Regions from separate parts of the Homo sapiens genome. Here region 2 is linked to region 1. The links are chromatin loops, found by intact Hi-C in ENCODE. Cell type or tissue: Calu3. All regions are shown on one strand.

Region 1 (2,500 bases):
AGCTACTATGTCATAAAACCTTTGCTGTCAAATTATGTCTGTCTATATGCTTGACTATGCAGAATGACTAGCAAATATTACATTTAATAAGTTGGAACTTAAACTCAGAGTAATACCTTATCAACCTCATTCAGTATGATATTGTAATATTTCCAAGATATTTCAATCATTGTGTTTTCTGAAAGGAATAAATTAGTGTTATTATTCATTTCTGTGTTACTGGATTGTGGCTTTTCAGCATTTGCTTTAGAATTTAAAAAATAATATACTGGATCTTGAAGATTAAAGTGAAGTATTGAACAAATCAAATGGAGTACAAAAAAAAACTTCCATTCTTTATCTTGGACTGGTAGACTAATTTTAGGTGTGAACATTTAAAAATGGTAATCTGACATAAAAAATTCTAAGTATCATTGACCTACATGAGGGCTCTAAAATGTGATCTAAAATAATCACACTCAAGTTAAAAGCAACAATTCCTTTAGAATTAAAATGCTTTATTGTTGAACATTAGCAATGAATGGAAGGAAGAATGCAAATAAAAGTAGGAATAGTTTCCAATTCTGTGTAAATTTCTTCATTTATAGTTCATTTTAAAAGAAAAATCATAAATGCAAGGCATGGTATTGCACAAACTTTCACCGGGCTTAGAAATCCAGAACTTAGTATTTAAAGTTTTAATCTTTGTTTATGGTAATTATCAATAGAAACCTTTACAATGACATCTTATAAGCTGATCTTTACTAATAAACTGAAAAAACAGTACTTCAGTCATTACCCCATTCTCCCTCTGTGTTTCAAAACATAGACCGTTCATTATAACTCTGGAATTTAAGTTGTAATATTTATAATAAAATCTAAACATCCTAAGAACTTAATTTTAAGCAAAAATGAAATATCAGAAAATGTCAATCCTTTCTCTTAGATTCTGAGAAATTTGGGAGGTGAATTCCATATGTAATGAAATAATTACATTTTTTTTTGCACTTAAGAAATGTAAATCTATAGATGAATTAATAGCTGAATTATGTAAAACATCACCATATATAAGCCCACTACATGTACTTAGCCTGATAATGCTGCCTTGCTTGCGAAATTTTATTCATTTAGTGTTTTTATAATGGCAGCTTGACACACACAACCTAATATGAAGGTTTTTTAGATTTTAATTTCAAATGAGAAAAACCAATATAATACAGCAATATATTTTAGTTTTGAACTGTATTCACCTCAGGAATTTATTTCTAAATTTTCAGAGCAAATCTCTTTTCCAAGCACTGCTATGAGGGCTGCAAATATCTTTGAGCGATAAATACTAAGGATGCAGAAATATTAGAAAATAAATTACAGGTAGGAATTTCTTAAATAATATCTGTTGAATTAATAGTTGTGGATTATTTATCTCACCCAAATTTTCTTTATTTTTCTCACTTTTTTTTTTGATAAATGAAACATTTTGTGCAGGAAGATATATAAGCATTTCCCCCCTTGATTGTAATAATAAAAAGAGAAGGCTTAATTCTCAACTGGCCAGTTACATTGTATTTCCTGGCTTATAGTATTGGTAAATGATTTCAGTGGTTAAAATCAAAAGCAAAAAAATAAAATAAAACACAAACTAAGGCCAAAGTCCACAGATTAAAAATTGAAGTAGATGTGATTTATTTCCTATTTAGCATATTTAAGAAACAAGACACATTTTGTAGTCACAATTTGTTTCTACATATCATGTGCTTTAGATGTTAATATGGTTTACTGACATACATGTTTTGTAAAGATTGTAAATATAATGAGGCACTAACATTTTGCCTACTTTCCTTAGGATGCTCTCATGACTATTTCTTTTACTAGCGTGTTGAACTGAACCCCCAAGTAGAAAAGGAGTAACGGTGTAAAGTAAAGTTAGTTGCAAAACTCTCTACATTACTCCTAAATCACAGTCATCAGTGAGATTCAAAATCCCATTGGAGAAAACCTCGCAGAATATTTTATGTGTTTTAATGTAGTAAAACTTAGAATGGTCAAGAACATATAGGGCTCAGCCTACAATTTGCGTTAGAGGCAGAATTAATCTAAATCTGATGCCCATTTCTCTAACAGTTCTTCCCGTTTTACTTACATTATAAAAATATTGAATTTTTTAAAGAATGTTGTACTAGATAGTATTTTATGATACAAAATAATCAATAATGTATCTATTGATCCATTTGTGCTCATCTCAGATGTTGTTTTTATGTTTCAGAATAAGTATTTTCATTTAAAATCTCTTGACATTATTTATTACCAAATTAACAGAAAGTTACATGGTAAGTGTATGATCGAATGGGTTATTAATTTTCATGGGTCATGAGTGGGTTTTTAATTTTCCTCTATATTTGAAATTTTTGATATATAATTTCCGGAATAATAAGTAGCTCATTATTCCTGAAGCTTTCATTTATAATGTTACTTTGTGTACAGAAATATAATATTTCTAAATTTATATATGTTACTCACTACT
Region 2 (2,500 bases), 120 kb after region 1:
GCTAATTCCCAGATTATCATGAATAAGAATTTACAATTATAGATAATTTCCTTTATTATAATACTTGTCCCCTTTAAGCAGAAATGAACAAGAAAAACATTCAACATGCCCAAGGGTATATAGATTTAGATGTAGATTTAGTTATTTAAAAATACCCAGTTGGTTAATTTAGCTCATTCTCAGAAAGTTAAGTGTATAGGTTATGGAAATCAGATTATTGATAAACTATAAACGTCACCCAATAACTGAAAATTGCCCTGTATATACGATTATGGGTCATATATTTTACTGAATTGGAATGCATTTGTTAAGCATTTTGACAATGAATTTGACAGCAAATTGAATGAACTCTTCAGAATTTTTTTTTTTACCTTTTAAAGTTTGATTTTGTTCCAAATGAAATTAGATTGTTCTCTTATCATAACATTGTAAGTACCAGAAATACAAACTGTATCCTCAATACAATATTTTTGCTTAGCAGTGTTATTTTAAAAAGGTACAGAGTTATAACAGGAAAACAAGAATAAAAGAGATATTTTTACAAAAAATACACCCCAAAAAGCAGAGAGAAAGGGGAAAGGGGGGAGAGAGAGAGAGAGAGAGAGAAGGAAAAAAAGAAACCAAAACAAACCAGTCCTTCAGGGATAGAACATGAGGTTCTTTTCCTTCACCCACTACTCATAACAGTCCTTAAACTAACACAAACTGTTAACTCTGGTGCCCTTTGAGAGAAAGGTAAAAGGTTATGAACTTTAATTTGGAGAATATTTTTCTAAAGTATTTTAAATGAGAATAGCAAATTACTCCTTTCTTCCTTGTAGATGTAAAGAACAATTCTAAATTATGAAATGTGGATTTTTAAAAAGTTTTTCAAGGAATTTTCTCTTTTACAGCCTTGTCTGAAAGATCCCAGTAAAGCAAATTATCTGAAAATGCATTTTTTTGTTTTGTTATATAAAACTATGGTGAAAAATATTTTTATTTTATTTTTTGCTATTAAAAAAAAATCCCAAACCCAGATATAAACAGAAAAGGAAAAGCGAGCCTGTGGATCCATTCCTCTCAATCCCCTTTCAGAAAAAAAAAGGAAGAATTTGACATCAATTCTTAAAACAATATTTCAGTTGAAGCCACAGCATCAAGGGGAATCCCTGTGCAAATCATTAACAGCTGAGGGTTAGATTAACACGGCAATGATCGGATCCTCTCCCAGGGACTAATTTCATTTTCTACACTAGCAACAGGGGCTTGCCACGTCCTTCAAATAGGTGATTGCAAGACAAATGGTAGTATGCCTTTTGCTAATTCGTTTGTGAAGAATTATGCTTTGGATAATAATTCCAAATAAGCATGTGGCCTCTGACAAAAGAAGTGGAAATCAAAGCGAACGTGTTTTTCCACTTCGCCATTCATGTAATAGAAATGTTGTGTGCAGACTTTGAAGAAAAACCATGTTTTTTTTTGAGGATCTTAATTTCAGGATTACATAAAATTTCAGGTACCTTAAAGATTAATAGCGTGCCTACCATGTTGATAGAAAAGACACATGCTGCCTCTTTCAAACCTTTATCTCAAGGAAAATATTAACGATGGACAATATTATGTCTTGTTTACAAGCCTGTTGGACAGACCATGATCTGTAATAAAAGTCCATCTGTCCTAAGAACCAGATTCTGGACAGGCTTACATCTGTTTTGCTCTTCTGAAATCCAGTAGGCAGACTTCCTAGTCAGATACTAGTCCTACTTATAAAAATATATGTCTATGTATTCTAGATAAACACAGTGTATCATGCAGATAATCTGCGTTTCTAACAATTAGTTGCATATGTGACTGTAAAAAAATTAAACTTGATTTAACAAAATATTTACCAAATCTATTGTTTAAGCAAACGTATCTAAAACTTGTGAAATATCCTGCTACTGACTTAAATGTTAATGAGTGAAAAATAATCACATTTTTTTCCTGCTTGTTTAAGCAGAACTCAATTTCCAATCCTTCATTAGAAAACTGGGACTTCAATTTGTTACTTCCTTCCAATGTTTCTGCTTCCATAAATTGCATCCTCCCCAGAGAAGTTTTATTCCTGATATAAATATCTACAGTATGTTTGTTTTTAATGGGTTCATTTATTCTGTTGAAACAGCAGATTATAAATCAAATTGCAATAGGTTAGAGGGATAATTTAAGTAGGTAAATTTTCAAATAAAGTTGGGGACACTGCACTTTTAATACATATGGGTCACTGCCAATTTTTACTATGGAGCTAGCTCCACAATGTTCAATCATATATATGCATACTTTTACTGGCCATGCCTGCCATGGAATTTTCCATTCCTGACAAGAAAGTTTCAATTCATCAAAAAAAAAAAAAAAAAAAAAAACTAAAAAGGAGGAAATTAAACTTCTTTAAAATATTTTTGACTCTTTGGGGTGGGGCCAGAGAATAAAGAAAAATTGTATACTGGGTTTTTATACTAGGGGCCTTGGCACGAGAGGC

The links. A loop is a pair of places that touch in the nucleus more often than their neighbours do. Peaks named below come from ENCODE experiments on the same cell type or tissue, not always from the same donor. Only the 100,000 strongest peaks of a DNase experiment are listed, where the experiment ranks them.
Region 2: it touches region 1 in a loop (6-fold over the local background); 24 of 110 quality-filtered maps call a loop at or near these places.

What each region holds. Positions count from the first base shown.
Region 1 is chr7:15,679,961-15,682,460 of GRCh38, reverse strand. The region is part of intron 1 of MEOX2 (mesenchyme homeobox 2); the gene reads left to right. LOC105375166 (a long non-coding RNA gene) reads right to left here. Exons shown (of 4, transcript NR_134258.1): 4 at 481-2,500. Among named protein-coding and RNA genes, the nearest start is that of MEOX2, 5.5 kb to the left of the region's middle. In Calu3, no CTCF peak of the experiment used is centred here; no DNase peak of the experiment used is centred here.
Region 2 is chr7:15,556,104-15,558,603 of GRCh38, reverse strand. The region is part of intron 2 of AGMO (alkylglycerol monooxygenase); the gene reads left to right. Among named protein-coding and RNA genes, the nearest start is that of AGMO, 4.7 kb to the left of the region's middle. In Calu3, no CTCF peak of the experiment used is centred here; a DNase peak (open chromatin) is centred at 1,193.